Regions from separate parts of the Homo sapiens genome. Here region 1 is linked to region 2. A link is a contact called in ENCODE Hi-C or POLR2A ChIA-PET data. All regions are on one chromosome and are shown on one strand. The core of a region is the stretch at or near the end of the contact, and the rest is flanking DNA. Distances in the headings are between cores, read along the strand shown.

Region 1 (5,755 bases), core at 3,238-5,737, 710 kb before region 2:
GTGAAAAATCATCCTCTATGAGAATTTCTATTTCAAGGTAGAGTGCGGGACAACCAGGTCTAATGTGCTTGGACAGTGCCAGAACCGGCAAGTCAGAGAGAATGGAGCTTTGCTGAGGCATAGAGTATGAGGGAGAAATAATTTTTCAGCTGTGGAGGGTCAGAAGGCAGCCCAAGCGCACAAAGTGCACAGCGGTACTGCCAGTTATACAGTTTAAAACACTCTTTAAAGGTTCCACTCTTTTTCTGTTATCAAGGAAAATAAGATATGGGGGAGGGGGTTAGCGGCTGGCAATTAGACAGAGGAAGGAGAAGCTGGATATTTGCTTTGAAAGTGATGACTTTTTAGGTGAAGAAAATTTCATCATTTTGGTACATATTTGATTTCTTTAAACCAGCCTTAATCAATCAGTAAAGACATGGCATCCTTTCTAAGCTTCCCCTGCAATCAGGAATAAAATATTACAAATTCATTATTATCACAATAAAATTTAAAAATTGGAAGTCACATACAAACCTGAATGACAGAAAAGCTATTTGATGTATTTTAACAGCGAGATAATGCATTTACAAAGCAACATATTTTCCTATGTTGAGTTCCTTCAAAATTAAATTTATGGACCAGTCATACATTCCAAAAGTGGAAGGTCACTGTGATGTCTAAGTGTATCATATGACTTCAGGGGTTCAGACATGGCAATTCTTTCTCCTGATGCATTAATTGTATAATTGGAGAGGGTAAGTATTAAATATCAAAAATCAGTATATTTATCTTAATTTTGGATATATTTTGAATTATTTACTGACAATTATAGTTTCAAGTAGAAAAGCATAGAAGTGTTTGTTAATGATTCTGGAACACAAAGCCAAGACAACTTCGTATAGTTACCAAAAGGGACAGCAGTTTGGCATATGTCAGCTTCTGGCTCCAACTGGTCTAAGTGGAAAACACACACACACACACACACACACACACACACTGCCTGCAAAGAAAGTAGTGATCCTGGTCCTGCTATGAGCTGAACATTGAATTTTATGCAAATCAGCTCAGTTTCCTTGTCTGGAAACTTGCAATTTACTATCCCCATATCTATTCTACCTACCTCAAACAACAGATATGAAAAGAAGTTACAAACTTATATAGAAGTGGACTGAAAAATAAAGCAAGTTCTACTAGAGAACAGCTACAGAAGGTTCTATTATGATTATTTATTTGGTTTAATGACTCACAGGAATCGTGCTCACCATGGCTTCATGGCAGAGCTGTAACATTTTTCCTGGTCCTGAGCCCACTTTGACTTGGATGCTCTGCAGTCTGGGTTTTTATGGCAGAGACGTTCTGACTCTAGGTGAAGTGAGATGTGAATTTGGATATTTTTTGCAGTTTTCCACAGAAGAGAATTGACCTTTTCAAAACATCAGCCCAGTTCTTTAAAAAGTGGATGCTATTTCTTCTATTATGGGATTCAATCACTTTCCCAGGCAATGAAATAATTGTAGCATGGCATTTTATCAGGAGATGGAGCTAGCTCTCTTGATTTTTCTCAAACAAGTGACAAAAGGTTTTGTAAAAGGTCAGATCACTTTGTGAGACACTCAGTCAAAGAAATAAGAACAAATCTAGGCCACTTTGGGTCGATGAGAGGCCTGATAATTTTTGGAGCACAGAGAAAAAGAAAAATAACCAATCCAACAAAATGGAGCAACATGGAATGTGGTGAAAATAAGGATGATTTTTCCTGCATGTACCCTCTTTATCCCTGTGGGCAATGTCCCTTCTGTATGGCTCAGCTTTCCATTATGGGTGACCATTTGGACAGTGAGCAATATCTCTGTATCACATGGGCTAACAAGCTGAAGTAACAGAATATTCTAGAAGCCTCGGCAGGAGTTGTATGGTAGACTGAGGGAGATCGAGACATAATGATGATATCATCCAGACCCTCTTCCTCCCTTGTTGAGCTTCATGGTGTTCTTCCTGGACTCCATTCCCCACTTAAAAATTCACTATTGGAAAGATATGAGATGAGTGACAAACGGCTGTAAGTACACAGGACAGCCCAGATGGCAGGTAGGAGAGTGGGGGCTCTGACATAAGAACTAAATGCATCTTACATGTGTGGAGGGAGTGCTGTGTATAACTGGGAACTCCCCTCCCCAGGGACCTGAGACAGTAGAGCAAAGAAGAATACTAGCATTCTCCTGTTTAGGGCCTGCTTTGTCCATTAGAAGGAGAAAGAATAATTCATTCTAACAAGTATTTCAGGCTTTCAGAACATGCTCTTTTAGAATTTGTTTAAATAATCAGTTTCATAGGTCTTTGAAAGTCATACAGAGCAAATAAAATAATTCTGCCTACTGTTCTCTCAGCTTTCCATGTGGGTTTTTGCTATGAGTTGTTACCTAATAACAAAATCTGTAGGATTTTGCTAAACAGACACATTATTCCACTACCAATGAAATTAATAAGAGTTTGAAACACATGCTTACGATACCATTATTGTTATTAATTCCCTAATAGACTGATCGATCACTTTCGATTAGGTGATTTTTTTATTGTTGTCTGTATTGTTCTTTTTATCGCCGACACCTACCAATGTACCTGATATGGCAATAGAAACTAAATAGATGTTTGTTGATAAATGAATAAACCCTTAACTATGTGTGAGACAATATAACAGGTGCCCATATAGAGGACGTGCACTTATATCTTTATATTCAGTGTCTTTATCTAGGAAATGAGAATGTTTGGACCTATTGTAGCTACCACACAGAGTTGGTCTAAAAACCAAACTCTAAATCTAAAAGGAAGTTCATTGAAAAATTAAAAGTGTTCTAAAATAAAATATGTCATTGTCCAGCAATTACATGACCATATTATGAATCATAGTGATGTCCCCCAAAACCTCATTGCATCTGTCAAAGTTGATTCCCATAGATGCTGGTCCTTTCCCAGATGGCACTATGTTAAAGAAGTCTTCATCTCAGTTCAGTTCTCATTTTTTTTTTTTTTTTTTTTGAGACAGAGTCTTGCTCTGTCGCCCAGGCTGGAGTGCAGTGGTGAGATCTCGGCTCACTGCAAGCTCCGCCTCTCGGGTTCACGCCATTCTCCTGCCTCAGCCTCCTGAGTAGCTGGGACTTCTGGCACCCGCCACCATGCCCGGCTAATGTTTTGTATTTTTAGTAGAGACAGGGTTTCACCATGTTAGCCAGGATGGTCTTGATCTCCTAACCTCGTGATCCACCCGCCTTGGCCTCACAAAGTGCTGGGATTACAGGCGTGAGCCACCACACCCGGCCCAGTTCTCATCTTAATCTAAGGCACTGTATTCTAAAGAACAAGTCTACAACCAAGCTACTTGTTCATGTAATCATCTGGGAGTGGAAGATGGTCCACAAAGATAAATTTACAAATCAAATAGTGGTTATGAAATGTGCTGCCACAGGAAGACTCTTAGGAAATGCAAAAATAAGATAGGCTAAGGAAAATCAAAACAAGTAATCAGTTGAAATAAAGGGCATTGTGTGAAAACATAAGAAAAAGGAGTAACATGCTATGAGGATTTAATAGAAAGATAAGTAAATAACTCCATGGCAAGAAACTGGAATTAAACAATAGCAATTTCCCTCACAGGTCACACTCAAAACGCTGTTAACCTTTATCTCCTGTGCTGACTGAGACAGGAAGAAAGAAAAAAGGGAGCAGTCTGGAATGAATGAGAAACACAAAGAATGACTAGGCCAAAAAGGGAGAAGCTGGCAATACCTAAGGATAAACGGCAGAGAAGTTCAAGTGTGTAAACTCATGAGTAAATCCATGTAGGGGCCCTAGGGAGGAGAACTCTAGCTCTCATCTCAGACCTCCTGAAAGCAGCCATCAGTGTTATTTTAGTCTTGTTTTTGATGGCAAACCCTTACTGTTGCCCAAGGTCATGACCTTCAAGGGGGCAGTAGTTCACTAATATCCACTGGAGATGAGAATGGTTTGCAGACCTGTAATTAGAATAAAATGTGTAGAGATTTTTTACACGGGTTGTCCCAAAAGTGACTTTTTCTCCAGACACAACCCGGTAAGTGTTTTTCTGATGCCTACTTTTTCATTATAATGATGCCTCAGGGAATCCATGAAGGAAAAAGAAATTCAATCTGGCTATGAGTAAGAGTGCTGCTAGAAGAGCTTAACATTCTTTAGCACTTTTTTCTCCCTCAAAAAGGAAACAATGGACTTAAGTGTTTTTAAAAATGTGCTGACTTCTATCAGGGTTTTCGGATAAACTGATAGGAAGGCTACGGCTCCTAGGCCTTGCCCACTGGGCTTGGAGAGAAAATTCTCCCCAAGTTGGGTCCCCTCCTCTAAACAGGATTCAGTTCAAGGAGCTAGCCTCCCCTAGATCTCCTCCAAGTGGATGCACTCAGATGAGAGGCGCTGGTCTCACCATGCTCCCCTACTCCAGGACCTCCCCTGAAGGCCTGGCCTCATGGGTCCAGCCGAGAGGAACTCTACACAGTTATTTCTGGCCAAGAGTCATTGGCTCCAACCCAGCAAGAAAATATTTCCTGATTCTTTTTTATTTTCAAGCTAAGGTCAAAAGAACTTTAGAATCCAACAGAGGGTTTTCCAGTATCTTTCACTTGTTCTGTGTGCAGGACAACAGCTTGAAGGAAAGGAGGGTTCCTGTTCTCACTTTGACAGATGGCATGTCACACCTCAGAAAAAGGGGCTGAGCAGAGCTATCACAGGCACTGTGAAATTATATGAATAATCAAAATGTTTTCTTTGAGTGGCCATACAATGACTTTCTTGTGAAAAAGTCAGAGACTAGTCGGGAAATGTACTCAAGAGTCTAGACTCTTTCAGCTACCACTTATTTAAAAGAGGAAGGAAGGCCAGGCGCGGTGGCTCACGCCTATAATCTCAGCACTTTGGGAGGCCGAGGCGGGTGGGTCAGGAGTTACAGACCAGCCTGGCATATGGTGAAACCCTGTCTCTACTAAAAATACAAAAATTAGACAGTCATGGTGATGTGCGCCTGTAATCCTAGCTACTCTGGAGCCTGAGACAGGAGAATTGCTTGGAGACAGAAGAATTGCTTGAACCCAGGAGGTGGAGGTTGCAGTGAGTTGAAATCGCACCACTGGACTCCAGCCTTGGCGACAGAGTGAGAATCCATCTCAAAAAAAAAAAAAAAAAAAAAAGCAAGGAAATGAGGGTGCAGGAGTGGGGAAAGTAGTGGTAGGGTGGGAGCTGAAAATTGTCCTGGTTCGGAAACAAATTGGTCTTAGGGAAATGCAAGTCAGAATGACAATGAGATACCGCTTCACACCCATTAGCATGGCTGTGATTAAAAAACTAACAACCAAACAAACGAAAAAACAGAAAATAAATATTGGTGCAGATTGGAGAAATGTGAATCCTCTACATAGGTGGTGGAGTGTAAAATGGTGCAGCTGCTGTGGAAAACAGTAAGGCTATCCCTCAAAACACTAAATATAGAATTATCACGTGACTTGGAAATGCCACTGCTGAGCACGTGCCTCAAAGAATTGAAAGCAGAGACTTGGGCAGATATCTGTATACCCATGTTAATAGCAGCATTACTTAATAATACCCAAAACAATCCAAATACTCATTGATAGATGCACGGATAAACAATATATGGTAAATAGGCATATTGAAATATTATTCAGCCTTAAAAGAGGAGGAATTCTGAAACATGCTACATGAAAGAACCTTGAAAACAACATGCTAAGTGACA
Region 2 (6,341 bases), core at 3,584-6,083:
CTTCCTGAGTAGCTAGGACTACAGGTATGTGCCACCACACCTGGATAATTTTTTTTTTTTTTTGAGATGGAGTCTCTCTCTGTTGCCCAGGCTGGAGTGCAATGGCATGATCTCGGCTCACTGCAAGCTCCACCTCCTGGACTTACACCATTCTCCTGCCTCAGCCTCCCGAGTAGCTGGGACTACAGGCACCCGCTACCATGCCCAGCTCTTTTTTTTTTTTTTTTTTTTTTTTGTATTTTTAGTAGAAACAGGGTTTCACCGTGTTAGCCAGGGTGGTCTCAATCTCCTGACCTTGTGATCTGCCAGTCTCGGCCTCCCAAAGTGCTGGGATTACAGGTGTGAGCCACCGCACCCGGCCTGGATAATTTTTCTAAGTTTTTTTATAGACAGGGGTCTCGCTATGTTGCCCGGGCTGGTCTCAAACTCCTGGCCTCAAGTGATCCTCTCTCCTCAGCCTTCCAAAGTGCGGGGATTACAGGCATAAGTCACAGTGCCTGACCGAAGCAAACATTTTTAAAGAGGAAACATTTGGTTTTGGTGTTTCTTCTGCCTCTCTTTTTTTGCTCTCCTTCCTTTTGTCACTCCCTCTTCATCTCTCAGAGCTCTCCTAATGCTTCCTCCCAATGAACAGGGACTTCCACAAGTCTGCCCCACCTGGCAGGACCCATGCTTACCAGTTGTCTGGTTCTTTCTCCCAGCTCCAGAGTCCATGGGTCTCATTTTAGAAACAAATTCACGTCTAGCTAATAATAGATAATTTTTCATAGCATTACCTCTTTCATGTAATGTATTTGCACCAAAATTTGACTTCAAGCCAAAGAATTAAAAATCCAAATCACTGTCCCCAACTCAATCTTTCTTCTCCCAGGACAGATGAAGAATCTCCTATCATTAACCCAGGAGGACACTTACAAGTTGTGAGCTCCAAAGAAAAATCTGAAGCAGCCAAGCATATTTCATGAGCCCCTTGCAGTGGATTCATGGCCCCTGCCTTCACTGATGCCAACTGAACTATAATAGAATAATGATTCTCACCACCATCTTCATCAGACTTGTTAATTTTGTAGGAAGCAGCCACCCCAAGCCTCCCCAAAACAGATTCTCATATTCTCTAACCATAGAAAGGAGGCTTAGAGGATTAGAAGTTCAGAACAATTCCAGAGAGATTGGTTTTTTAATGCTTATGAGGAGAACTCGAATGGAAAACTATTAAGTAGTGTTATAGAGGAATCTGATCAAGGTGGTTCTGCATAGAATTAAGATGTTGTAAGATGGAGCCCAGGTCGAAGTCAGAATGAGACGCCCACCAGAGGGCGTTCCCTGGAGGACTTCCAATACTAGAAACAGGAGGTTGAGAAGTTTGTCCAAAACATGTGCCGGGATAGCTGGGGAAATACTGTTCTCTTTTCTCTAGGAATGTGAGTTGCAAGCAAAATGCAAAGCATCCCCACAAAAAAGAAACTATACTTCTAAAGTTTATGACAAAGGCAATGCCCTGAAAACAAGCTACCATTAATGTGTTAAACTGAATATTCAATGGATACTAAAATGGAATAATGGGAGGTGTCTTAGTCCATTCCAGCTGCTATAACTAAATACCTTAGACTGGATAATACATAACAGAAATGTATTGTTCACAGTTCTGGAGGTTGGGAAGTCCAAGATCAAGGCACCAGCAGATTCCGTGTTTGATGAGGGTTCTCTGCTTCATAGATGGCACCTACTTGCTATGTGCTCACATGACAGAAGGGGCAAACAGGTTTCCTAAAGCTTCTCTTATAAAGGCATTGATCCCATTCAGGAGAGTGGAACCCTTGTGACCTAATCCCCTCCCAAAGGCTGCACCTCTTAAATACCATTGCATGGGAGACTAGGTTTCAATGTATTAATTTTGGGAGGACATAAACTTTCAGCTCATAGCAGGGAGCACGATTCCTCTTTCTTCCTGATTTTCACTGCAGAAGGTGGACCTCCACTGGCTGACATTCCTCATTTCTCTGTAAGTCTTTGATCACTTTGTTCCTAGGAAAGGTGATACACTTAACTGATGGTTAAATCTGAGGTAGAGTTTCAGGAGGATTGGTACCAGCTCTTCTTTGTATGTTTGGTAGAATTTGGCTGTAAACTCATCTGCTCTTGGGCTTTTTGTTGTTGCTGGGAGACTTTTTATTGATTCAAGCTCACTATTTGTTACTGGTCTCTTCAGGATTTCTATTTCTTCCTGGTTTAATGTTGGGAAGTTGTATGTTTCCAGGAATTTATCCATTTCCTCTATGTTTTCTAGTTTGTGGGCATATTGTTGTTTCTAGTAGTCTCTGATGATCTGTTGTATTTCTGTGGTATCATTTGTAATGTCTCCTTTTGAATTTCTGATTATGTTTATTTGGACCTTTTCTTTTCATAGTCAAGCTAGGAATCCATCAATTTTCTTCATCTGTTTCATTTTGTTCCTCACTTGTATTGTTCTTTTTTCTCAATTTCATTGAGTTCTCCTCCGATCTTTGAAGTAAATGACTCCATATGCATGGCTCTTTGTCTTAGGGAAAAACCTGTGCTCAGAGAGCCAGTGTTCTCTGTGACCAGTGCTGTGAGTTGCACTAAGTCTCACGGTTGTGGGATGAATTGTGTCCCAGCCCTCCACCTAAAAGACATATTGAAGTCCAAACCCCAGTGAGAAGTGAAGCCAGCTGGACTTCCTGGGTCAAGTGGGGACTTGGAGAACTTTTCTGTCTTACAAGAGGATTGTAAAATGCATCAGTACTCTGTAGTTAGGATTGTAAAATGCACCAATCAGCATTCTGTGGCTAGCTAGACGTTTGTAAAATGGACCAATCAGTGCTCTGTAAAATGGACCGATCAGCAGCACTGTGTAAAATGGACCAATCAGCAGGACGTGCATGGGGACAAATAAGGGAATAAAAGCTTGTCACCGCAGCCAGCAGTGGTAACCAGCTTGGGTCCCCTTCCATGCTGTGGAATCTTTGTTCTTTTGCTCTCCACAATAAATCTCTTTGTTGCTCACTCTTTGGGTCCACATCACCTTTAAGAGCTGTAACACTCACTGCGAAGGTCCGTGGCTTCATTCCTGAAGTGAGACCACGAACCCACCAGAAGGAACAAACTCCAGACACACCAGGACCTCAAAATGTGACCTTATTTGTAAATGGAGTCTTTGTAGATGAAATTGTTAAGATGAAGTCATAAGTGCGGGCTCTAAATCCAACATGAATGGTGTTGTTATAAGAAGAAAATTTGGCCAGCCATGGTGGCTCACACCTGTAATCCCAGCACTTTGAGATGCTGAGGTGGACGGATCACTGGAGGTCAGGAGTTCGAGACCAGCATGGCCAACGTGGTGAAACCCCATCGCTACTAAAAATAGAAAAATTAACCAGGCATGGTGATGCATGCCTGTAATCCCAGCTACTCAGGAGGCTGAGGCAGGAGAATCACTTGAACCTAGGAGGTAGAAGTTGCAGTGAGCCGAGATCATACCACTACACTCCAGCCTGGGCAACAGAGCAAGACTCCATCTCAAAAAAGAAGAAGGAGAAGGAGAAGAAGAAAAAAGAAATTGGACACAGACCAAGATAAACAGAGAGAAGGCCATGAAAGAGCTGAAGTGGAGATCTAAGTGATGCAGCCACAAGCCAAGGATTGACAGCTCCACCAAAACCTAGGAAGAGATAAGGAAGGAAGGACTCCCTCTTATGGGTTTTGGAGGGAGGAAGACCCTACCAACACCTTGATCTTATACTTCTAGCCTCCAGAACTATGAGATAACAAATTCCTATTGCTTCAAGCCATCTAATTTGTGGTACTTGATTATGGACCTGTAGCAAACCAGCACACCCACCCTCCCGCATGGCCTCCCTGATCCCTGAGACAAAACAATATTGAAATTGGGCCAATGAAGAACCTTATATTGGCCTCTAAGTGTTCAAGTAAAAGGAAGAGTTGCACTTGTCTCACTTTAAATCAAAAGCTAGAAATGATTAAGCTTGGTGGGGAAGGCCAGTGCTGCGCTGCCTGGGAGTGGAGGGGGACCTGCCTCTAGGCTCGGTATTCACAAGCACACTTGGCTGTCAGCCCTAAAGCCACATTCTCCAACTTTGCTCTTTTTAACTTGATATTTTAACCCTATCTGTCTCTCTTAGTTTAAATTTTCAAATTCTTTATATCCCCAGCAAAGTTGAGAATGACATTTATTGAGAGCCCTTCAAAAACACCAACCTCACACAGCTAAATAAGGTATACCACACAACCCTCCACACTGGGGGGAGTCTCTTAGGAGACAAAAATTATCTTTCCAAGTACACATTTCTTGTCCTATAACTTCCATAGGTATTCCATACATTTTTCCAACAACATAGCTAAATGGAAAGTTGTTGAAAGAAATAAAGTTAATGAAATCGAGAAGTTGTTGAAATAAAGAATGTTGACCACAGCTGTCATACTATGATATAAATCCTAATGTTTAGGTTAAACATAGTACTATAATTGGCCTTAGGACAGAAAGAACTGTTTTAAAACGAGAGGCCAATGTTCAGTGCACTGTGGCAACCACAGACAGGAAGACAGCCCTGGCCAGGCAGCTGCGAACTCCGGCAACTTACTGTAACATCCGCATTTGGAGATGAGGATGTGGGGTCACAAAAGTAGCAAAGTGCAGAGCTCATTTTCCATTTCAAAATCCAGTTATTTTTCTAGGATTCCAAATTGTTATCGTGAAAATGCTTAACTCACTGCCAAGGAAAGCATTTCCATTTTACACGGTACATGTCTCATTTGCAAAGGTTTGCTTCCCTGATCTTGCTGCAGCCTCAGGAGATAAGAAGCGCACAGCTCGGGCTCCTGATTGGGCCAAAGCTTCAGGACGGAATCAGGGACATTTACCAGGAACAAACAGCCCAGCTTATACACTGGCCACAGTGAAGGTAACCAGTGGGGGAATGAGAGTACGTTGCATTCTGCTGATTTTTAAGTTGACCTCCACTCTTTCTTCAGAGGCATCTTCCTTCACAAACTGGGTTATACCATTGTTCATTGCTCTGCTTACAGGGGCCTCTTGCATCTCCTTGTCTCTGATCCTGGAAACAAGTTCTCCAGGCTTTTACATCTGGCCACAGACTGTGTGAAGTGTGAGCAGCTGGAGGACAATTCTATTATCTCCAGAAGCTGCTCCTCCACCCACAGAATGACTCTGAAGCCTCTAGGGAGGCATAGCAAATGCATTTCCCTACTCCTCTATTTCCAACATAAATCACAATGGGTGGCACTACATGCACACTATACTTCACTTTCGGAGCTGCATAGAGTTCCCAAGTCAGCTAAGGGCATATCTTCTGTGTTGTGCATATTTTATTTATTTTATTTTATTTTATTTTATTTTATTTTATTTTATTTTATTTTATTTGAGACAGAGTCTCACTCTGTCATCCAGGCTGGAGTACAGTGGCATGATCTCAGCTCACTGCAGCCTCCACCTCTCAGGTTCAAGTGATTCTCCTGCCTCAGCCTCCCAAGTAGCTGGGATTACAGGCGTACGCCACCACACCCAGCTAATTTTTGTATTTTTAGTAGAGACGAGGTTTCACCATGTTGGCCAGGTTGGTCTTGGACTCCTGACCTCAGGTGATCCACCCTCCTCAGCCTCCCAAAGTGCTGGGATTACAGGCATGAGCCACCACGCCGGGCCCATACTTTAGCTTTTAGAAGTAGATACACTTCCAAGAAAACAATTGTTTGCTCAGCTACAGGCATGCCTCGTTATATTGTGCCTTGCTTATTGCTCTTTGCAGATGGTGCACTCTTTACAAATTGAAGGTTTGGGCAACCCTGCATCAAGCAAGCATCTTGACACCATTTTTCCAACAGCATGTGGCTCACTTAGTGCCTGCGGGTCACATTTTGATAATTCTCACAATATTTCAGACTTTTTCATTATTATAATATCTATTATGGTGACCTATGGTTAGTGATATTGCGCATTACTATTGTAATTGTTTTGCCTATGTAAAGCAACAAACTTAATGTGTAAAGGTTGTATGCGTGTCTTTGGTTTTACCGACCAGCCATTCCCCCATTTCTCCCTCTCCTCAGGCCTCCCTGTTATGTGAGATGCAAGAATATTGAAATTAGGCCAATTAATAACTCTACAACGGCCTCTGAGTGTTCAAGTGAAAGGAAGAGTCACACATCTCTCACTTGAAATCAAAAGCTAGAAATGATTAAGCTTAGTGAGGAAGGCATGTTGAAAGCTGAGACAGGCTGAAAGCTAGGCCTCTTGCACCAGCCAAGCTGTGAATGTAAAGGAAAAGTTCTTGAAGGAAATTAAA

Evidence for each region. A loop is a pair of places that touch in the nucleus more often than their neighbours do. ChIA-PET counts read pairs that join two places held with the same protein, here RNA polymerase II (POLR2A). Pooled maps may share reads with other maps.
Region 1: a loop to region 2 is called in a map of heart right ventricle, with 2.5 times the contacts of the local background. The contact joins the enhancer-like site here to the promoter of PCAT5 in region 2. A Hi-C loop is called at or near these places in 3 of 168 maps with a recorded cell type or tissue (PC-3, heart right ventricle and mammary epithelial cell) and 2 of 50 pooled maps. POLR2A ChIA-PET finds 5 or more read pairs at or near these places in 1 of 52 experiments (endothelial cell of umbilical vein).

Annotation. Positions count from the first base shown.
Region 1 is chr10:36,488,539-36,494,293 of GRCh38, reverse strand. No RefSeq gene overlaps it. Among named protein-coding and RNA genes, the nearest start is that of LINC02630, 590 kb to the right of the region's middle. RefSeq lists an enhancer at 1-419. Within about 2 kb of position 4,487, at least 7 of the 41 ENCODE cell types and tissues checked have a DNase peak (open chromatin) inside an H3K27ac peak, as active enhancers do; they include PC-3, endothelial cell of umbilical vein and heart right ventricle, where a contact is called at or near this core.
Region 2 is chr10:35,776,794-35,783,134 of GRCh38, reverse strand. It overlaps PCAT5 (prostate cancer associated transcript 5), which reads right to left and starts at 4,833. Exons shown (of 3, transcript NR_110138.1): 1 at 4,620-4,833.